Linked DNA regions of Homo sapiens: all the other regions are linked to region 3. The links are chromatin loops, found by intact Hi-C in ENCODE. Cell type or tissue: MCF 10A. All regions are shown on one strand.

Region 1 (8,000 bases), 440 kb before region 3:
TGTAGCTTTAATGGAAGCAAAAAATGTTTCCTGAATGAATACAGTAACTTACCATTTTTTCACTTCTTCCACTTACTCATTCATTCCTTCAGCTAATATGTATTGACCATCTGCTATGTGCCCAGGCATTGGGGATGAAGCAGTGAACAAGACAGACACTGTCCCTGCTCTCATGAAGCTCAACGCTCACTGGAGCTGAAAAACAGGAATAATATCATCTGCTTTATAGGCCAACTTCTATTTTTTACAAAAACCTTTTACTTCATGTCATTATGTTTGAGGGATGTAATTTGAGTCTGTATCATGGATAAATCCAAAGGCCAACAAAGTTCTGTGGTAATTAGTTTTCAGACTATAAGTATAAAGAGATTCATGCTTCAGTAATTTGTTATGGATGTTAGCCTACTTTTTAGTCTTTAAATTGATATATGAAGCCAACTCCATTTATTTGTAATATATACATATTATATACGTATTAAGCTTTCAATAATTATTTTTCAGAACCAACAAGCCAAAATAGCACAATTGTACCTCCCCTTTGTTGGACTACTTTTGGAAAATATACAGCGATTAGCAGGTCGAGATACCTTGTATTCTTGTGCAGCCATGCCTAATTCTGTAAGTAGTAATGTGTTTCTGTTGGAGTTTTATCCTATTTTATTGAATGCATTTGGAATTGGGGTCATATGCTATATGATCTCAACCTTAAGAGTTCACTTTTTTTTTTTTTTTTTTTTTTGAGCCAGAGTCTCGCTCTATCACCCAGGCTGGAGTGTAGTGGCACAATCATAGTTCACTGTAGTCTCAAACTCCTGTGCTCAAGTGATCCTCCTGCTTTGGCCTCCCGAGTGGCTGGGACTACAGGCATACGCCACCATGCCCAGCTAATGTTTTTCATTTTTAGCAGAGACAGGGTCTCACTGTGCAGCCCAGGCTGATCTCAAACTCCTGAGCTCAAGGAATCCTCCCCTCTCAGCCCCGTGAAGTGCTGGGATTACAGGCATGAGCCACCGTGCCCAGCCAAGAGTTCAGTTTTTACTCCATGTACACTGTTTTTCCTAATACAGTGCTTTGCAAACTTTAATCTGCATATGAATCACCTGGGGAATTTGTTAAAACAGGTTTTTTTTTTTTTGAGACAGAGTCTCGCTCTGTCGCCCAGGCTGGAGTGCAGTGGCGTGATCTCGGCTCACTGCAACCTCCGCCTCCTGGGTTCAAGGGATTCTCCTGCCTCAGCCTCCTGAATAGCTGGGACTACAGGTGCCCGCCACCATGCCTGGCTAATTTTTTTGTATATTTAGTAGAGACGGTGTTTCACCATGTTAGCCAGGCTGGTCTGGAACATCTGACCTCAGGTGATCTACCCACCACGGCCCCCAAAGTGCTAGGATTACAGGCGTGAGGCACCACACCTAGCCAACAGATTTTAATTCAATAGACCTGGGGTGGGACTTGAGAGCATGCATTTCTAACAAGCTTTTGGCTGCTTCTGGTCCAAAGATTGCACTTTGGAAAACAAATTCCAAGAGAACACCACAAATCCTTTGAACGCTGTGTTTTCGTTCTTAACATTTTCTGTTGTTGTATGGCTTCATACATTTATTCAACTTAAACTGAACAAAAGATTCTCTACTTCCAAGATATTAGGCACTGGGGACTAAACTGTATTCCTTTGCTTCTCCTTTCCCTTAGTAGTCTCCTTCAGCACTTCTTGGTGAGACTCTTTTAGTTTATCACAATTGGTCTGTGCTTTTTTTGCTCCCCTTAGAATTTTAAGAATTAGAAGGAACTTTGGAGGTGATCAGTCTCCTATTTGGCAAAACAACCTTTTGCCATTGTAATAATTTAAACATTCCTTCTCACATTAGACCTAAAAGGTTTTCTATCCACTGGTCTTACTTTTGTCTTCTAGAGACACATGAAACACATCTGTTCCCACCTCCAAATGTACCCTTTCCACTTGTGCCTTCTAAATTTTTCTCCAAGCCACCAAATATCTCCACTAATCTGTCATTCCAAATCCTTTACTTTTTTTTTTTTTTTTTTGAGACAGAGTCTAAGTCTGTCACCCAGGCTAAAGTGCAGTGGCATGATCTCAGCTCACTGCAATCTCTGCCTCCTGGGTTCAAGTGATTCTCCTGCCTCAGCCTCCTGAGTAGCTGGGACTACAGGCATGCGCCACCACGCCCGGCTAATTTTTTTTGTACTTTTAGTAGAGACGGGGGGTTTCACCATGTTGGCCAAGCTGGTCTTGAAATCCTGACCTCAAGTGATCTGCCTGCCTCAGCCTCCCAAAGTGCTGGAATTATAGGCATGAGCCACTGTGCCCGGTCCCCAAAACCCTTTGCTTTCGTGGTCACCCCTTTTCCAAATATGCTTCAGTTTACCAGTAACCCTATTAAAATACAATGTCCAAATTATACACTTTATAGTCTGCCCAGTGGACTGTTAACTTCTGCCCCCATCCATGTTCTGTATGGCCCAAGATCACCTTTGCACTTTGGCTGGCCACGTAATATTGTTGGGTAGCAGGTTAAACTGTGTCATTTACAGCTTCCTCTGCAAATTCCCCCTATGAAATGCTACAGCCAATTTGTCATGCCTGTCCTGTGTTCCTGAGGACGTTGCTTTTAAGCTTTTCTAGTGGCTTGCTTCCCTGTGACTCCCAGTCATGTCAACTGGCTGAATGTGGATACTACACCTACCTGAGTGTCAGGCTGGTCTCACTTTACAAATACAGTATCTCATGCTTATGCTCCCTCCACATAGATTTGACAGCATTATTTGGAAATATTTCACTTCTCTGTATTCTTTGCAGCTCAAGTTTCCCTAGGGCTTCTGGTCACACACCTTCTTCTAGCATTGCCCTGGTTCTAAGGAGGAGAACTGAATCATGTTAAGACTTTACCAGGCTGGGCGCCGTGGCACATGCCTGTAATCCCAGCACTTGGGGAGGCCAAGGCAGGAGGATCACTTGAGTCCAGGAGTTTGAGACCAACCTAGGCAACATGGGAAAACCCCATCTCTAAAAAAATGAAAAATTAGCTGGGTGTGGTGGTGTATACCTGTAGTCCTGGCTAATCTGGAGGCTGAAGTGAGAGGGTCACTTGAGCCCAGGAGGTTGAGGCTACAGTGAGCTATGATCATGCCACCGCACTCTAGCCTGGACTACACAGCAAGACCCTGTCTCAGAAAACGAAAACAAAAAAGACTGTACCAGTTGCAGCTGTACCAGTTGCAGCTATCTAGAATTATGTCACTTGGCTAGAGGTCATGGTTACAACAGTATGCTAGTAGCTTTTTTTTTTTAAAAAAGAGTCACCTAAATACTAATTACTAGTATCTGATTTAGACTTTCACAGTGAGCTTTGTTTAAAATCAATGTAACATTTTATTCTGTTAATTCAGATTTCTTATCCTATATACGAATTTGTTTAAATGACACAGGTATCATATTCTGTTACAGGCATCCAGAGATGAGTTTCCATGTGGCTTTACTTCACCTGCCAATAGAGGGAGTCTGAGCACTGACAAAGACACCGGTAATTAAACCTTTTGGAGATGATACATTGCGTGGGTGTTTAGACATGTACCCTCTACTTCTCAGTATTTTTGATATATTTCATAATAAAGACCATACATAGCTTGATCTCTACTAAAGTTTAATTAAAATCTGACTTATACTTGCAGTCAAATTTATTTGCCTAGGTTTCCTTGTCTAAGCTTATTTAGAACATAGCTTGGCATACTGAGAAAATAGAGGATAATGAGAAAAATACTGGTTTCCACTCTTCTTATCTGTCACCAGTTTTAAGCCAGATACTCCCATCTATGGGCTCAAGTTTCCTTGTCTATAAAATTGTCTTTTAAATTGTGTGGCTTTATTTTACGGCTTCCAAGGAATTTCTTGTCATTTTGTACATGCTAAAGTGTTTTGAAAGGTGAAAAGTTGCTTCACTTTTACATGGTTTCTTATGGTGTTTTGATATAATAAACTTCACATTTTAGATGTCCAAGATCTATTCCCTACATTAATGTCTCTACTTAAATTAGTTCCGTACTTTTTAAATATTTCTGACAGTTCCCCCTCTTGCCAACAAGGGCTTGACTTTTTTTTTTCCCCAGCTTATGGGTCTTTTCAAAATGGACATGGAATTAAGAGAGAAGATTCAAGAGGTTCCCTCATCCCAGAAGGAGCAACAGGATTTCCAGATCAGGGCAACACTGGTGAAAATGTAAGAACTTAAATATATAGGATGACCCTAGTGACACATTAGCCTGCAACAATTTTTTTATAGTATAAATATGAGCATCTGTACTCACCTGTAGTCCATCCTGGCTCTGCGAAAAGCATCCCATAATTCTTAGATATTTTAGCAGTATCTTCCTATAGTGGCAGCTGCTACTTCAATGTCTTAAACTATTTATAGAGAATAAGGCATTCATCCTCAAGAGTTCTAACTCTGAATATCTCCTTTAACCCTAGCACGCTATTTTAGTGAGGAGAAATTCAAGTTTAAAATATCTAATGTGCCTTGTTATTTAAAACGAAGCACATCCTGGCAGGATTAATGCAGTCTTTCATTCTTTTGTAATAGAGTAATGATATTAATTTGGGAGGAAAAAATATAGGTCCCAAAATTGACAATCTTAGGGTCCCAGCATCACTTAATCAGAATATATCCTCCCAACTCTTCTATCAAGTCGTTTCACGCCTACCATTAAAGTTTGAGATGTGACTGCCTTAAGGCAGAAAGACCTCATTTTAGACGAGTAAAGTTTTGCCATGTTGTTATGTAAAATCATTGAATCGTATAAAATTATATTAGAAGGGACTATAAGAACAATAAATTCCAACTCTCAATTTACAAATGAAAATTGGGATTATGACTTAGAACAACCAGCTATGGCAGGACCATACTCGAACCCAGATTTTCTAATATGAGCACTTTGTCTCCTATATCATGGTGCTCTTAGTGTACATCAGCATCACCTGGAGGGCTTAAAAAATAGATGTCTGGGCCTCACCCCAGGGTGAGATTCAGTAAGTCTGGAATAGGGCCTGCTAACATGTATTTCTAAGTTCCCAGGTGATGTTGATGCTGCTGGTTGGGTATTGTTACCCTTGAGAACCAGTGGACTATACTTCCACTGGTTCCTTGAGCCTTTGGGTAAACAGTAATTTATTCACAAATGTTTCTCTTTTACACCATTTAGAAATTGTGACAACAGGTACTGTCATAGCTAAGGCAAATAAAGGTCAGAGAGGTTGAATGACTTGCTAGTAGTCACATAGTAGCTAGGCAAGCAATCAGAACCTAGGTCTGTTTGCTCCAAGTAAAAGTTCTTCCTTAGTAAATTCCACCCTAGTCAATGGTGCATCCCCAGTTTAGCTCAACTGAAAGTATTAGTTTTTAAATTTTTTAGATTATTGTTATTCTATTCATATAAATCCCCAAATAAGTCAGATCTTGTCATGCTTAATTTCTGATATTTTTTAAAAAGTCATTAAATAATAGGAACACATCAGTACTTTGTAGAGGTACTAATTTTGAAGTATTATTGGGTACTCCTAAGTGTAATTATCGTAATATAATTAGCCCATTTTTTAATTTATTTATAGTTTTTAGAAATAGGGTCTTGCTCTGTCACCCAGGCTGGAGTGCAGTGACACGATCAGTGCTCACTGCAGCCTTGAACTCCTGGGCTCAAGCAGTCTTCCTGCCTCAGCCTCCTGAGTAGCTAGGACTACAGGCATGCACCATCACACCCAGCTAAATTTTTTTTTTTTTTTTTTTTGTAGAGACAGGTTTTGCTATATTGCCCAGGCTGGTATTAAACTCCTGGCCTCAAGTGATCCTCCCACCTGAGCGTCCCAAAACGCTGGGTCTACAGGTGTGGGCTACTGCGCCTGGTTTTATTAGCCCTTAAGATAGATTTTCTAATGTATGATTTGGAGGTTGGATTTTAATAAACTCTAAGGAAAGATTCAAATGAAAAAGTTTAAGATGTTTCTTATGCTTTCACTCCATGTAAAAGCTATCTTTCCTTAAATAGCCATGATTATTTTAAAATTTTACCACTAAAACACATGGCATATGAGAATGAAACACAGTATTCATGGCTATATCTTTGTGAAGACTCCAAGGTAATTTCTAGTGATATTACTAGCTATTACTAGGAAAGAAAGATTCAGCCCATTCACCTTCAAGTTGTGATATAAAATTTAGATTTATGTTTAGAATTTTCCCAAACAGATCTAATGATAAAAAAAGAGTTACTGAGTTAAAGGCTGTGGAAAATTGTACTGATACTATTTCACGAACATCCTGTCCTTACAGACCCGACAGAGTTCTACAAGGAGTAGTGTATCCCAGTATAACCGCCTGGATCAGTATGAAATCAGAAGCCTCCTGATGTGCTACCTGTATATAGTAAAAATGATTTCAGAAGGTGAGTTACCATCATATTAAGCATGGACTGTACTAGACATACACCCTCACAGGTTCACAAATTCATGCAACAATATTTGATCATCATCTGGAGGCAGAGCACATGCACATTATAAACAGTTATTTGGAGACTCTGACTTTAAAATGTTTCTTAAATTGAACTTCAAAATAGGTTCATGTCAGTCACACAAGTTCGAGTCTTTGAAATAATTTTAACATAATTTTGCAAATGAATTTCTAAAATGAGGCAATGGTTTTAGAAGTGCTAAACATTTTGTTTTCATGCAGAGCATTTAATTCATTAAATGACCAATGTAACTGAAAGGAAATAATAACCACCAGAATTCATATTTAATACTTCAGCTTTTATTTAACCCAGGATTTGACAAATAAGAAACAAAAAGACAGGAAGAGTTCTTGAAGGGTAGGGAATGTCATCATTATCTTTGCAGCAACACTGTATGATATTGTCTGGTATCGCGTTCTTTGTCGGGCTCTGTTTTTTCTCCTTGGTATAGAGCCGTATTTACTAGTGTCACCAGTTCCTCTTTACACTATATGATGGAATACAACCGAAGGACTTTCATAAACTGCATGTCCTCGGGAAGTAAAAGCAGGTTATTTCCAAATACCACATTTACTTAGACAGTTCCCTCCCTTCTCTTCCTTTTCGCAATACTTTTGCTTAAAAAAAAAAAATGCAAAAATGGAAAACATAAAAGCACCTGGGATCATCATAGTGATTGCTATCTTTTACTCATTTTCTATTTTTTTATTTTTAGTAATTATTTCGTTTTAAATATTTTATAATAATGCAGGATGTAAAGACATAAAATAAGTTGATATCTAAGTAGCTATAGAAACATTAAAATAAATAGCTAGATATGAGTAAATTCTAAAGTTCATTAATAAAATAAAAATAACTGGAATATTCAAGTTCTAGGAATGTACGATTTAGCATAAATATCAAACATTATGTTGTGGAATCTGGAAATTGCTAACATTTATGGAGTTTCTTCTTAAGGCAATGAAAATGTTCTAAAACTGTGGTGAAGGTTTCCTTAGTCTTTGAATAAACTATAAACTATTGTAATATTGTGGGCTATTTATGTGGGCATTTTTATGATAAATGAATCTCTCAGTAAATGTTTTTTTTTAAAAAGAGGCCCAATCTTTATCTGTTCTCCACTCCCATTGCCACTTGACTAGCCTTAAAAAAAATAGGTCCAAGAGATACATTAGAAAAAAAGCAGAAGTGAACAAAAAAGCGGTTGAATACCACCACAGCCCAAAGAATGAGGGAAAGAGAGAGAAGGTAGGAGGAGGGGAAAAGCTGCATTGCTGACTAGTTCTCTCCCCTCCTCCACTGTAGGTCTCACACACACATACACACACATATACATCACATTCTATACTAACCAGAGACAAGTCTCTGGTTGTTATTTTTAATGTCATGGGTAAAACCATGACTGTTTTTGTTTTGAAGATGGAGTCTCACTCTGTCGCCTAGGCTGGAGTGCAGTGGCAGGATCTCAGCTCACTGCAACC
Region 2 (8,000 bases), 150 kb after region 3:
CAAATACATATTTGAGTGGGTATCTGAACACAGTAAGTCTTTAGGGGATTAACTTAGGGAGAGGTCAGGGACAGTTGGGCTACTCAAGGAAGCTGTTTTCTCCTGACCTCATTACTCTCTCACTGCACCCTGTTTTTTCCTTCACTGCATTTATCACAATGTACAATTATTACATGTGTTTGATTACTTATTTGATGTTGATGTTTCCCAATAAACTAAGTTTCATGACGCCAGAGTCCATGTATGTTTTAACCACCACCATGTCTCCTGTACCTAGAACAGTGCCAGGAAGATGGTAGGTGCTCAATTAAAGAATTAAAAAATAAATGAAACTGAGTTAAAGAATAAATGAAAGAAGAATTCAGGAGTGATGTGGTGGATGTAGGTGTGGTGGATCCTTTTGAAATACCTTGTGTTTTTCAAAATGGCCTGAACTGATGTGATGGATGTAGGTGGGCCTGAAGGATAAGTAAGAGTTGAGTTGGTAGGCAAGAAAGCTTCTAAATGGAAGGGAATCCTGGGAAACTCCAGCACTTGGTGGTGGAAGATGCAGCGAACAGGGTGCAATAAGTAGATCCCTTGGTCTGGAAGAACAAGAGACTGTTTCTGTAGTGTAGTTTACATAGGGGAGTAGTGAGAAGACTGGTAGGGGGTTGTAGTGAATGGCTTTGAATGCCAGGCTATCAGGGATTCATTCTATTAGCTTAGGCTTTGGCCTCTATTAGCATGCAAATATTCCTGGGAAAAAATTATATATTCTCAGCCAAGTATAAGTGTGTATAAATTAGTTTACTTGCTCTTTGCCTTAGAAAAAAATTTGCCAGAGGGGAAAGCGATAGCAGGAGGCCACTGGAAAGAGAAAATAGTGCCCCGAGATAATCAAAAGCATATAAAGGGGAAGGGGAAGACAAACCTTACTTATCTCCAGGGTTGTGATGGTCCAGAACCTGAACCTCAAACTTTCTATAGTTTGTTTCATCACAAAATGACTCTTCTTTATTAAAAGTGCAGGCAAGGAATACGGGTGTTAAGGAGGTTTTTAATCACTGAATAAATCTGTTACCTGTTTATAGGTCTGATGAGTGTTTGAAATTTGTTTATCTTGATTATCTAATTTATTATCTATGGTTTCCTGTGTCATTAAAAAAATCTTTGTAAACATCGTTTCTGATGGCTGCATGACATTCTATCATATGGTTGTCCCATAATGTAACTATTCTCTTAATGGTTCTCCTCTAGTTATTCACAAGGCTGACATGAATAATATCTTTGTACCACAATCTTTATCTGTACTACCACTATTTCCTTAAGAAAAATTGCTAGACATGACATTTTTAGTACAAAAGACCCAAAATTTCTTAAGGTTCTTTCATCTTGCCAAACTGCCACCCAGAAAGGCCAGAGCAATTTTTCCTCCTCACCAGTACATGAAAGAGCTTTATAATGTTGAGGGTCATGATTTTTAAAACATCTTTGCTGCCAGGCACAGAAAGACAAATACCACATGTTCTGACTTATGTGTGGAATCTAAAACAATCTAACTCATAAGAGGCAAGAATAGAATGGTGGTTACCAGAGGCTGGGGGTGGCGGTGGGGGTTGAGAATGGGGAGATGTTTGTCAAAAGATACAAAGTTGCAGTTATGTAACTGACCTAAGGCTTCTTCCTGCCCAGTGCAAAAACAAAATAAATTCAAGACATTACAGTAAAGAAAGAGTTTAATTGACCAGAGGCGGAAGTGTTGGAGGTTAGGGGTTTTTCAAAGATAATTTCGTGGGCAGGGGGCTAGGGATGGGGAGTGCAGTTTAGTTGGATCAGAGATTAAATCATAGGGAGTCGAAGCTGTCTTCTTGCCCTGAGTTGCTTCTGGGTAGGACCACAGGAGTGGTTGACAGGTCCAGGTGGAACTATCGGTGGCAGACATGCAACGAACCTGAAAAAGTATTTCAAAAGGCCAATCTTAAGTTCTGCAATAGGGATGTCATCTGCAGCAGTAATTGGGAAAGTTGCATATCTTGTGACCCCGGGAATAATGGTGGGTAATTGTTTACGTCTGCACCTTAGCAGAATTCAGGCTCCTCTTATCCTCTTAGCCTGGTGGTCTGTCCTTAGCTTTACAAAGGCTATGAGTTATGGTGAAAAACTATTATCATTTAAGCTATAAACTAAATGCCTCCCAAAGTTAGCTTGGCTTAAGCCTGGGATTAATTAAAAGCAGCTTGAAGGCTAAAGGCAAAAGGGAGGTTGGCCAGATCAGATCTCCAGTCCCCCACCACGTTGCCATAATTTTCTCACTGATATATTTTTTGCAAAGGAGGTTTCAGTTGGGAGAAATAAATGGTAACTTATTTCAGTAAATGATGTGATTGTTTTTTCCCAGATTGCAAATCATCCCTGTACCACTTATTGAATAATCCTTCCCTTTCCCATTGAATTGTGATCTTTCCTTTACCTTATAAATTCATATATATGTATGTATACACTTGTACATATACACACATATTTTTGCTTTATTTTGTTTGTAGGCTCTCTATCTGACCCATTGATCTGCCTCTTCTTGCAGCACTATCACTGCTTTAAATGTTGCAGTTTTATAATACATTTTGATAGCATTACTCCTCTGCCTCAAACTTTTCTTAGCTATTTAACTTAGTTCACATTTCCAGACAAATATTACAATCATTTTGTTAGGAGGGCCGGTTCCTGCCCAGAGCCTACCTAAGTTACATGTTTTGGGTGCTGCCTAATTCATCTACTTTGATCATGAGACATACTCATCCTCATAATGAGAAATGCAAAAGCCCAAATAAGCCAGGCTCTAATTCTACCTTTGGCTTTCACACCGTCTTTGGCTCCTAAAGGGAAGTATCAAAAGAGGGAAAATATTTTGTCCACACTGAAGAGCTGAAATGAAAAGGAATCATTTACCATGCCAATCGTATTTTTTTTATTTTATCACAGAACAATTGGAATGTAAATCAATCATTTTCAAAGTATATCTTTCCCTCTGCCTGAAGTGGAATTACTCTCTAAAGTGACAAACATTAGTATCTTATCTATGTATTTATTTTTGTTTCATTACTAACATCATGGAATTACATTTACAAATGCTCTCAGCTTTGTCTCTGTGTCTATGGAAACATGAATTACTTAGCCTTTTGGAGCCTCAGTTCGCTCATATGGAAAATGACAATAATGACTCCATTGTGCAAAATGCCTGGCTCACTGTTGACCATCAGTAAATGTTGGCTATATTATATAATTATGACAGGTAGTAGAGCATTTTGGTTCAGAGTACAGCCTCTGGAGCCAGGCTTCTTTGGTTCAAATCTTATCTTCATCAGTAAATGATTTTCTGATCTTGGATAAGTTAGCTAAACTGAATGTGCCTTGATTTCTTCTTCTGTAAAATGTGTTAATAAAATTACTTGCTTTATTGGTTGTAAGAAATGAGTTCACTCTGTCAATGAAGAGTCAAACTGTAAAATATTTGAAGAGATGTATTCTGAGCCAAATATGAGTGGCCAATGGCCCATGACACAAGCCCCAGGAGATCCTGAGAACATGTGCCCAAGGTGGTTGGGCTACAGCTTGGTTTTATACATTTTAAGGAGACATATCAATTAATACAGGTAAGATGTACATTGGTTCTATCTGGAAAAGTGGAGACATCTGGAAGCAGGGGCAGAGGTGAGGGGGTTGCTTCTAAGTCATAGACGGATTCAAAGATTTTCTGATTGCCAATTGGTTGAAAGAGTTATTATCTAAAGACTTGAACTCAATGGAAAGGAATGTCTAGGTTACTATAAGGGATTGTGGAGACCAAGGTTTTGTCATGTAGATGGAGCCTCCAGGTAGCAGGCTTCAGAGAGAATAGATTGTAAATGTTTCTTATCAAACTTAAAGAGTCTGTTCTATCAGTCTTCTTTTTTTTTTTTTTTTTTTGACAGAGTTTCGCTCTTGTCTCCCAGGCTGGAGTGCAGTGGCACAATCTTTTGGCTCACTGAAACCTCCGCCTCCCGGGTTCAAGTGATTCTCCTGCCTCAGCCTCCCAAGTAGCTGGGATTACAGGCATGCTCCACCATACCCAGCTAATTTTTTGTATTTAGTAGAGATGAGATTTCACCATGTTGGTCAGGCTGGTCTCGAACTCCTGACCTCAGGTGATCCACCTGCCTTGGCCTCCCAAAGTGCTGGGATTACAGGCGTGAGCCACTGCGCCTGGCCTCTAACAGTCTTAATGTCTCTGTATTGATATTAATGCTGGTCAGCTGTGCCTGAATTCCAAAATGGAGAAGGTTATAATGAAGCATGTCTGACATCCACTTCCCATCATGGCCTGAACTAGTTTTTCAAGTTGGCTTTGGAATTCACTTAGCCGAGGGGAGAGTCCATCAGTTCGTTGGGGGGTTAGAATTTTATTTTTGGTTTACAACTCTATCAAACATGTAGAACAGTTTCTGGCATATATGAGGCACTCAATTAATTTTAGCTATTCTTGTTGACAGTATCCTTGGTGATAGTGTTATTGGCGATCTTAATCCTTATTATTTGGGCAACGACACAATCAAGAACATATTACCTCATAGCACCATCTAGTGCTTATTTTGGAAAATGCCAAATCCCTTTCCCTTGAACAACAGTCATTTGGTGAGGAGAATTTTTAAAATTCCAATTTTAGGAATACAAAAGGAGTTTGGAAATATCATGATTTCAAATTTTCTCCAGCCTATCTGGGCTTTTATTTATAAATGTCAGGGATCTTGGTTGCAAAAGACAGAAACTGACTCTGGCTGAATTTAGCAAATTATTGGGCATTTCACAGAATCAACAGAAAGGCAGGTAAACCAGGATAAAGAAATGATCAGGAATCATGGGAGGACCTCAGTCAAGATTTGCCATAGGACCAGCTTGGTTGGTATGTCACTACTGGCAACAACCACCTTCACTGCCTCTACACACCACCACCACAAAACACTGCTACATCTGGACTCTACTGATCTGACATTCTGGTCTGCTAGATGCAGTTTCTATGAATGAATTCAAAATGGCCACTTTTTGTATAAACCTCTCAAGATCCAAAGTCTTCAGTAAGAGCCTGGGTCCCCTATGGACTCCCTGACCACTCAGGGCTTGTGGAGAGGGAATATGTGCTTCCCTTAGTTTCCACAGTAAGAGGCCTCAGCCTTGTTTTCCAGGCTCACAATGGAGGAATACCTCAAAAAAGAAGAGAGTTTGGACATCCACATCAAGTAGGGTTACTGGATAAAATACAGGAGACACAGTTAAGTTGGAATTTCAGAAAAACAATGAACACATTTTTAGTATGAGCATGCCAATATTACATGCAGCATACTTATAGCAAAAACTTGAAAAGATGAAAATGCCCGGTTTAAGTGTGGAGGGTACAGTGAGACGAGTACTCTTGCATATTACTGGTTGGTATGCCCATTAATATACTCAAGTGGATTAAAAATATTCACAACTGCTGACCCTCAAATACTGTTTTTAGGAATCTTCATAGCCTATGACCCAAGAGCTGAATTTTAAGGAGTGTATCCTAAGAAAATGATCAGAAATAGGCAAAATAATTTGTATGCAGAGTGCTCATTGCAGTTACTGTTCATAAAGAAAAATTGGAAATAAATCTAAATATGCAAGATAAGAGAATGGCCAAATAAATTGTGGCAAATACATATGATAGCATCTTATACAGTCATTAAAAATATGTTCATGAAGAATTCTAGATACGTGGAAAACTGACAAAGAAATGTTCAGAGATAAGAGCAGGGCAGATAATAGCATATACAACTCACTAACTGTAATCTTAGGCTACTTAACCTCTCTCTACCTCAGTTTACTCCTCCGTAAAATGGCATAATAATAGTAATAAGAATGGAACTTGGAATAGTGCTTTGCACATACCAAGTGTTATGTGTTGGCTGGAGTGTGTGTGTGTATATGCAAGTTTGAGGAGGGGGCAGAGGAGACAGAGATGGCAGTCAAGGGACTTTTGCAATAATTGCAGCAACCTAAGTCAGTGTTTCCATGTCTCAGTCTCTAGTTTCATGGTTGCTGAGAGTCAGTTTATGGTGGCAGTGGTAGTGGCTCAGCTTCCCTGGGCTGCAGGTATGGTGTTCTATTCTTTTGTTTTGTTTTGTTTTAATTCATCATTGTCTTTATTTTATAGTAGGAAAACTAAGGCATTTCATGAAAAATGAAGTCAATTGTACAATGCATAATACAGTCAAAGATCTTGACACAGAATTGGTGTCTTAACTATCATTTCTCACCTTTAATCAATAAACATTCCTCTTTAAAGACAATGAAAAATTACTTATGTTAAATATAGAAAAAATAAACATCATTAATTAAACACTACATCTGTAACCTCTTTACATTCATTAACACTCAGGAGTAAAAACAATAATGATTTTTGCTATGGCTTCGTGTTTCTTTAAAACATTAACTAAAATAGATTTCTAATTTGGGAAACATAACTAATGCTATTTGGTTTTTAAAAGAATTGTATCTTAATCATCAAGCTAAAGACATAGCAAGAAAACAATGACATGGTCACTTGAAGGGTGTCTCAGTCTAATTTTCACCATCTAATAAGACACCCTTAAAGTAATTCCAACAGAAAGTCTAAGAAATTCATCGATCAACTTCCTAAGCACATCAGGGAAGGTGCTAAAACAGTGGACATCAAGAACAACAGCAGCAGAACATCTTATTTAAACTTTTGAGATAATAAAACAATACAGAAGTGGGAACCCTTGTGAAATTTTTTTTCTTGTTTTGGTTAACAAGATCATTAATACTTTACAAACCTCATACATGTGGCACACTGTAAGGTTTAAAGAATAAAATAAGGGCCTTTCTGCCCATGGACGCCGCCGAAGAAGCATCGTTAAAGTCTCTCTTCTCCCTTCCGTCATGTCTAAGTCAAAGTCTCCTAAAGAGCCTGAACAGCAGAGGAAGCTCTTCATCGGAGGGTTGAGCTTTGAAACAACCGATGAGAGCCTGAGGAGCCATTGTGAGCAATGGGGAATGCTCACGGACTGTGTGGTAATGAGAGATCCAAACTTCAAGCACTCCAGGGGTTGTGGGTTTGTCACATATGCCACTGTGGAGGAGGTGGATGCAGCCATGAATGCAAGGCCACACAAGGTGGATGGAAGAGTTGTGGAACCAAAGAGAGCTGTCTCAAGAGAAGATTCTCAAAGACCAGGTGCCCACTTAACTGTGAAAAAGATATTTGTTGGTGGCATTAAAGAAGATACTGAAGAACATCACTTAAGAGATTATTTTGAACAGTGAAAAATTGAAGTGACTGAAATCATGACTGACCAAGGCAGTGGCAAGAAAAGGGGCTTTGCCTTTGTAACCTTTGACGACCATGACTCTGTGGATAAGCTTGTCATTCAGAAATACCATACTGTGAATGGCCACAACTGTGAGGTTAGGAAAGCCCTGTCAAAGCAAGAGATGGCGACTGGCTTCATCCAGCCAAAGAGGACAAAGTGGTTCTGGAAACTTTGGTGGTGGTCTTGGACGTGGTTTCAGTGGGAATGACAACTTTGGTCATAGAAGAAACTTCAGTGATCGTGGTGGTTTTGGTGGCGGCTGTGGTGGTGGTGGTGGATATGGTGGCGTGGGGATGGCTATAATGGATTTGGTAATGATGGAAGCAATTTTGCAGGTGGTGGAAGCTACAGTGATTTTGGCAATTACAACAATCAGTCTTCAAATTTTGGACCCATGAAGGGAGGAAATTTTGGAGGCAGAAGCTCTGGCCCCTATGATGGTGGAGGCCAATACTTTGCCAAACCATGAAACCAAGGTGGCTATGGCGGTTCCAGTAGCAGCAGTAGCTGTGGCAGTGGCAGAAGATTTAAATTAGGAAACAAAGCTTAGCAGGAGAGGAGAGCCAGAGAAGTGCCAGGGAAGCTACAGGTTACAACAGATTTGTGAACTCAGCCAAGCACAGTGGTGGC
Region 3 (8,000 bases):
GATGAATATTTGGCACTTGTGAAAGGTGGGGGTTTGCTAATGGTGATAGTTCAGGAATTTTCCCTGGAGACTCTTCAAATCAGAGGTAGCAGGCCTTTATACACATGTAATTCTATGATTTTTCCATATGTGGGAAAATTTATATTTGGCTAAATGTGCAGCCAGCTGCTTGGCAACATTTCCCAGGAGAGCTGGGATTGCAGTAAAAAGTGACCATTTCTGGCACTGTTTTTGGAACACCCTAGATTGGCTTCAATGGTTTCAAAGGAACATTTTTGCACAATTTCCTCAAAATTAATTATCCCAATTCATTTTATACCAAAGATAATTTAAGGCAGGAAATGCCCCCTGAAAATCCTTCTATCTAAATTGTATTTTATCCCCAGTTCTTCCTCCACAAAACCGTCTTAGACTCACTTGGCCCACAGTGAGCTCTTCCTGTGAGAATTCCTCCTGTATTTATGATACAAGTTCAGGTGGCCTTTCAGAGGCCATGTAATTTAGCACATTCTTCTGGGTCTATGTTCTTGCTCCGTTTGTCAGCGATTGGCTCTCTCCCCAATCAGGCTGTCTACTCCTTGAGAATAAGGTTGGTGTCAGATAACCTTAGTCATACTCCTCCCCCAGCCCTCTCAGTGGGTTAGCATAGTTTAGAACCAAACGTGTGTTCAAAAACATGCAATTGAGAATGGGCGTGGGGATGACATAAAGTCTGTGTCCCTGTAAAGCGCTTAAAAAATGGCTTCAAGAGCTCCTTGCACAAACACCAATTGCAATTTTCTCCTGGATGCTAAAACCATGTGTACATTATGTTGGGCTCTGTATTTAACCAGCCTGAAGTCTAGACTTATCTTCCCTGGGCCCTCAGCCAGAGATTACAGAGAAAAAGCAGCCTTGGGTGAATGTCTTGTTTGGAAGCGGAAAGACCTTGTTCAAGTGTTGGTGTAGGAACAGCAGCAGACAGGAGCTGAGCTACCTCCCTACCACCCCTCACTGGGGAGTGATCAGTAAAAAAGGAAATTTCTATGCACAGTAGATTGTGAGATTGTGCTCTATTGGCAGCTGCTGAGTAGTAGTGCTGAGATAGAAACCAAGGCAGGTTGGATCCACAAGCTGTGCTCTCAACCACTAGGTTACACTGTCTCTGACGATGGTCCCCTGTTAATGAACATACTTGCTGTTTCTGGTTTTCAAACATTTGCAGTACTCTTCCTTCGTTCATTGAGCAGGGACTCTCTCTCTCTCTTCTTATCTGTCCTATCTATCTTTTATCTGTCTATCTATCTACCTATCTATCTATCTATCTATCTATCTATCTGTCTTTTTTTTTTTGAGATGTAGTCTTGCTCTGTTGCCCAGGCTGGAGTGCAATGGTGCGATCTCTACTCACTGCAAACTCCACCTCCCGAGTTCAAGCAATTCTCCTGCCCCAGCCTCTCGAGTAGCTGGTATCACAGGCGCGCATCACCACACCTGGCTAGTTTTGTATTTTTCAGTAGAGACAGGGTTTTACCATGTTGGCCAGGCTGGTCTCGAACTCCTGACCTCGGGTGATCCACCTGCTTCGGCCTCCCAAAGTTCTGGGATTACAGGCATGAATCACTGCTCCCAGCATTTTTCTTTCTTTTATCTGTCTATCGTGTTCCCTGTTATATCCCCGGTGCCTGACAATGGTTGCTAAGGAAAAGTTGCTGAAAGAAGTCCCTCTTGTATCCCTACAGTGCTCTGTGATTGCCTCTGTCATTTTACTTACCATGCTGTGTTGTATGAGGTGGGGCTGCACTTATTTCAGACATTTCTTTGTTTCATGGAATTTTTTAAATGAACCCTAGTAGGAGGGATGCATCCATACCCCTCAATCATTTTAGTGATATTGTCAATGTCTTTTGGCCAAAGATCACTAGGCACACACATGTTGATCAACCTGGGTTTATTACTTGTTGAAGTGAGGGGGCATGTACACCGTGAAGAACTGTGAGGCATCTCAAGAACAGTATGTTAGAAAAGATTTGTTATAGGATTTGGGCATTGGCTAGATGACTGGGGGAAGGTCAAAAAAAGCTATGGTTTGCCCTATATTGGATGCTGTCAGACAGTAGAACAATTCTGTGATCAAGTATTTCAATAAGTTTTAGCTAGAGGGAGGGTAGAGTAGAGGGAAGCTACAGCTCTAGTTAGTAAAGAGTAGCAGTCATTCATTTTAGCTGGGAGAGGGATGTTTTGTCATTTCTGTGGTTTGGACAGTGTTCACATTTTGTCTGGTTTCAGCCATTACAGAGTTATCTTGCTTCTGCCTTGATCCATCATAGTCACAGAGTTGCCTTGTCTGATATTGGCATTCTGTGGATTTATGTTCAACAGAACAACAAGACCTAGTTTGGTGTTGCTGCTAGTGCTAGGCCAGCTCCTAGCAACAGCAAGGCCTAGCTGATGGTACTAGTCCAACTCCTGGATGGTAGGAGATGCTTTTCTCTTTCTCATATGAGTATTTTACCAGAAGGGCATGTGCAGGGAGCTACCTTAAGTGCATTTCAAATAGGCTCCTGAATACCTCCATCCATCCCACAGGTGTTCTACCTCCAAAGCCCTGTTCTCTGACCCCACTGCATTGCTCTGTTTCCATCTATCCAACCCCTGCTCTATTTCTGGGCCAAGTCCTACCTCTTCTACGAAGACATCTCTGACCACTCCACACCAAAATACTTTCTCACTACTCTGATCTCGGTGCCTTTACTGTTTGATCTGTTTCTTTGACATTTTCTGGTTATATCAAGACTCTCCGGCTCACTACCATATCCTAAGGCCTAACACTACATATGGTCTAGTGAAGCGGTAGCATGTACTGCTATTTAACCTTTAATGCATAGGTTTTGTCCCCCCAGCTGAACTCCAAGCTACTCGAGGGCAGGAATTATATGCTGAGGACCCATATGTTGCTTATGTGCCAGGCTTTGTTCTAAGATTTTACATATATTAGTTCATTTAACACTCACAACAAGCCTATGTGATAAGTGCTCTTATTATCTACATTTTTCGTATTTTAAAAAACCCACTGAAGTTCAGGGAGGCTAAATAACTACCCAAGATCACGCAGGTACTAAGTGGCAGAGCTTGGGTTAAAATCCAGGCAGTTCAGCCCCCGAGTTTGACAAATTCTTTGTTTTATATTCACAGCAGGGACATCTGGAATTAAAACGTACCATCCTCTGGAGAAAGTCATCCTTATTCATTTTTTCCCTGGACCTGAGGTGCCTCTCAAGGAGTTGGAGAAATCAGAATCTCCCTAATAGAGATGAGCTCAAGGGTAAAAAAAAAAAAATGTGATGGATAAGATCTAAGCTTACTACACAGATAAATGACTGCATATTACCCGCATACCAAAGCACTTTTTCCTTTACAAAACCCTTGCCTGCAAATTCCTTCAAAGAGAAAGCACCCTAATGCATTTCAAATAAGCTCTCTGTATGCAACATTTCCCTTTTCAGCCCTCCCGCATCTCTCCCCACCCGCTCCAACTGTCAGTGGAGTGGCTTGAGTGGGAACTGCTATAGGTTTTTAGAACTTATGGTAGTGAATGTGTGTCCTTTTAACTTCCAGAAGACTCTGGAGGTCAGTGGGCTGGTGAGGCAACCTGTTGCCAAACAGTGCCAAATGGTCATTTGAAGCTAAACCAGCCCAGAGGATGAGCTGTGGGCTGTACTGCAAAGGGAGTTGTTTGGTTGTTGGCATGGGGCTTCCTGAACTAGACCTGTCAAAGAGCCCATGGAGCTATCTTGAAATGTTCTTTAGTTACAGTCCTTTACAGTAGCTCCTTCAATTGCCCCATCGATAGCCCTGCCATGAGAAACAAGAACCCCTTCTGCAAGCCATTTGGAATATAGAGGAAGGGGAAATCATTATCTATCTATCTATCTATCTATCTATCTATCTATCTATCTATCTATCTGGCCAAGAGTGGCCTGATTTTTGTTCTCATTTCTTTGAACTGAGGTCCACTCCGTTATAACCTTGCTTTGTTCTTTCCCAGTCCTAGACTGCCATAGATAGTGGGCTTGCAGCTTTGTATGGAGGCATTCATTGGGCACCAGTGCACTGACAGTCTCTGAAGAATTATTAGGTCAGCTGGTTCCAAAGCATTTCAGGCTGATTAAGGCCCTGGAAGAATCTTTTTCCTAGCCCCTTCTGTTACCTCTTCCGTGCCTTCCCCTCCAGTTCACTCAGAGGCTGGTTCATGACCAGTTGCAAAAAGCAGGGTAGTAGCGCATACGAATCTTCTCTCTAAATCCTCTTCAGATGTATTTCACTTATAATACGTGTTCTTGAAAATATGCATTAATAAAATTGTGTTTGCTTGAATAGAGAAGCTACCATCACTGTGTGGATTAGAATGGCATTGGTGTAAAAATCTATGAAGATAATACATGCCAAGTTAGATCAATGCAGTTTGGTAGGTGGTATCTCCTTAGATCCTCACAATGCCACCCTTATCCTCCGGTTACAAGTAAGGAAACTGAGGAAGAGTGATTCCCAGAAAAAGAAGAGGAAGACAAGATAAAGAGGTAAAAGATAAGAGAAGAAAAGTACGGGAAGTTTTGGGCAGAAGGTAAGAGGATATTGGTAGAGCTTTGTGGGGGTGGGTTAGGAGAGGTGAGGGGAAGCTTTTAGGTAAGGACAGATGTCCTTATTGTGAATCTGGAAGGGCACAGAAAAGAAACCAAAACTTAAACATTTCTGGAGGCACTGCCTGGGCCACCCTCCTGGAATGAGAAGATCTGAGGTCAGAGTAGCTAAAAAAAAAAAAAAAAAAAAATCCTTCTATAAATTATGCCTTCTCTTGGAGCGAAGTGCGACCTCTACTCTGAAACAGAGTCATACAGCACCACTCAGTGGCAGTCTCTCGGTAGTGCACCGAGAGTGTCTGCAGCAGCCACCCGGACCCAATGAATCAGAACCTTGAAAGACAGAGGAGAGGCGGTTATGTTATTTTATTTAATCCCCACGAGGTTTTGATGTGATGCCACATTTGAGAATTTCAGGCCAAACTTGTGCTTTCTCTATGATATGAAGACTTTTTAATTTAATCCCCATGAGATTCTGATGTGCTGCCACATTTGAGAATTTCTGGCCACACTTGTGGTTTCTCTATGACATGAAGGCTTTTTCTGATGCCAATCAGTGTGGCAGGAGGCACCTGGGCAAAGCAGAACCTAGACCCTCTCTTTGCTCTTTGCATTCTCTTCTCAGGAGTTTCCTTCTTTCTCATCAACTATCACTTCTCAGTGCATGATTATGTATTAGGTGCTGTGGTGATATAGCATGGCACAAGACAAACAAGATGTCTGTTCTCATGGAGCTTACAGGGAGAAAGACAGCAAATCTATACTTACAGATGGTGATAGGTTCTATGAAGGTAGTAGACAGATATGGCAGTGAGACAGAAAATAACTGAGGTCAGAGAAGGCCTCTTTGAGGAGTTGACATTGAAGCCAAGACTTGAAGGTTGAGAAGAAGCCAGCCATGGGAAGAGTAGAAGCAAGGTCTTGCACACCAAGGAGCACAGCTTGGCAAGAGGACTGCAGGCTAGATTTCGGCCCACCCTACACCTCAGCTGGATACCTTTGTGTAGAGAACAATCTGCACGATCTTACATGAGAGTAGGGGGTAAGGGGATTGTTCCAGCAGATGGAATTTCATGTGTAGGCAAGAACATGTATTCTAGAAATTATGAGAACAGTGCCAGGAAAAGACTAGATCACAAAGGGTCTTATGGGGTAAGATAAGGAGTTTGTATCTTATTTAATTCACAAGAAGCCAGTGAAGGTTTTTAAACAGGATGACTGAAAGATATGAATTATATTCTTTAAAAAACTCTCTAGTTGTGCAGAGAATCCACTGGAAGGGGAAAAACCAGTTAGGAGGCTATTGAGTAGTCAAATCAGAAATGCTAAAGGTTTGCATTAGAATGAGAGTATTAATAGTTGAAGAGATGAGAAGTGGACAGATTTGAGAGACGTTTAGGAGGTAAGCCGACAGATGGAATGGATGTAGAAAAGAATTAAAGAGGGCAACCAGGTTTCCGATGAAAGCATCTTGGTGGGTAGAAGTGCCATTTCCTAAGAGGAAAGAACAAGCAGAGAGGAGGAGCAAATCCAGAATGACATTTTAGCTACTTCAAGTTGGAGAGATCTGTGAGATACTCAAGTGGAGATGCCAAGTCAAATTTGTTATAAACTTGGAAGAGGGGTTTGAGACACAGATATCAATTTGGAAATTATAATCATTGGGTTATCTTCAAGGCCTTGAAACAAAGATTAGATCACTGAGGGAAGGGAGTATAGAAAGGCAAAGTCCCAGAACAGAGCCCAGAGAAACTCTAGTTTGGGGGAATGAGGTAAAGAGTGGCCAAAGAGGAGAAAACTCAGAAAACTGTAATGCCACAGAAATCCTGAAAGGGGCTGTTTAAGGAAGAGTAATGTGGGTAGCTGCTGCTGAAGGATCAAGAAAACTGAGAATAGAAAGAGACTGATGGCTTTGACCACATGGTGGTCATTGCAGACCATAGTCGGAGCAAGGGCACCAAACTGGAAAAATAAGAAGTGGTGGTCAGAGTGTGGAATTCTTAAGATTTTTTAATCTTGAGATTTTGGGAGTGATGTATATTTTCATTAAGAAAGGTCTAGGATCCTTGGCATGGTCCTGAGAGTAAGTGGATGAGGTAGGGTAGATGGCAAATTATTGGAAATGTAGAAGCTGAGAAACAGAAACGTTTGTGTGTTCAATGGCAAAATTGTCAAAGATTTAGGGTGGAGGGAAAGTGTAGTGAAACTGTGGTTGCCAAGCAGTCTTGAGCGTGCTCATGACCACAAATTTTTAGTGAATTTAGTCAACCAACTTTCAATATTTTTATCTGCTTCATTTAGTGGCAAGGAAAAAGTAATATAGTGCAATTCAACTAGAGTTTGGGGTTTTGCCTAGTAGATATGATAGACAGCTAAGAGGAGAAAGGGAATGGAGTGAGTGAGTAGGTATCAGTTTCCTATTGCTGCTGTAACAAATCACCACAAACTTTGTGGCTTAAAATACAGACTTAAAATATTAGAGTTGCAGAGGTCAGAAGTGTCATTGAGCTGAAATCAAGGTGTGGGCAGAGCTGTATTCCTTCTGGAGACTCTAGAGGAGAATCTGTTTCTTTGACTTTTCCAGCTTCTACAGCCTGCCCACTTTCACTGGCTTATAGTTTCCTTCCTCCATCTTTAAAGCCAGCAACATCAGGCCAAGTCTTTCTCATGCTGCCATCTCTTTGGTTCTCTCTTCTAATTCCCTCTCCCACTTTTAAGGATGCTTGTGACTGCATTGGGCCTATCTGACTAATCCAGAATAATCTCCCTATCCTAAAGTCAACTGATTAGCAACACTAACTCCATCTGCAACCTTAATTCCCCTCTGCCAGGTAACCTAACAGACCCACAGGGTTCTGGGGATTAGGACATGGGCATCTTTGGGGAGGCCAGCATTCTGCCTGTGATAATAGCAACACATAATGGATGGAATTTAAACTGGGTAAGTAGGCAAATGAAGAAGATGGTAGGAAGGTAGAGTGAAAAAGTGGCTAGGTCAGCAGATTGGGGAAATAATCTGATGGGATTGAAACATTGTAGCAGTAGAGAAGAAATTTTCTAAATGGTGCCATTTCTGGTAATGGAAAAGGCTAGTGTAGGACCATGGGGGTAAGTATCTGATGTAAGTTTGTAGAAAAGATCAGATGAGGAGGTCACGGAAGTGGAATTCCAGGTCATGGGATAAGTCATCCCTGTGGATGTTAAAGTCACGAAGAATGATGAACAAACTTCAGTGTAGGAAAGAAGACTGATGATGCAAGAAAGGCATAAACCCCACAAGCTAGATAAGCCTGTAAGTGAAAAGGAGCCTGTGGTGGTGCAGACTTGCCCAGAATCAGAAGGATGGAGCCCTGACATGCAACTCCACTCCCAGGGGCTGAG

The links. Hi-C counts contacts between places; a loop is a spot of excess contacts. Peaks named below come from ENCODE experiments on the same cell type or tissue, not always from the same donor. Only the 100,000 strongest peaks of a DNase experiment are listed, where the experiment ranks them.
Region 1: a loop joins it to region 3, with 26 times the contacts of the local background. A loop is called at or near these places in 2 of 110 quality-filtered maps.
Region 2: a loop joins it to region 3, with 12 times the contacts of the local background. A loop is called at or near these places in 4 of 110 quality-filtered maps.

The regions. Positions count from the first base shown.
Region 1 is chrX:118,624,038-118,632,037 of GRCh38, forward strand. DOCK11 (dedicator of cytokinesis 11) reads left to right here. Exons shown (of 53, transcript NM_144658.4): 32 at 502-618; 33 at 3,467-3,542; 34 at 4,126-4,235; 35 at 6,342-6,453. Among named protein-coding and RNA genes, the nearest start is that of IL13RA1, 100 kb to the right of the region's middle. In MCF 10A, a CTCF peak has its summit at 3,501; no DNase peak of the experiment used is centred here.
Region 2 is chrX:119,213,843-119,221,842 of GRCh38, forward strand. It overlaps the pseudogene NUDT19P1 and the pseudogene HNRNPA1P28. Among named protein-coding and RNA genes, the nearest start is that of PGRMC1, 18 kb to the right of the region's middle. In MCF 10A, a CTCF peak has its summit at 4,606 (motif pointing left); no DNase peak of the experiment used is centred here.
Region 3 is chrX:119,062,346-119,070,345 of GRCh38, forward strand. No RefSeq gene overlaps it. Among named protein-coding and RNA genes, the nearest start is that of CT47C1, 6.6 kb to the right of the region's middle. In MCF 10A, a CTCF peak has its summit at 4,885; a DNase peak (open chromatin) is centred at 4,886.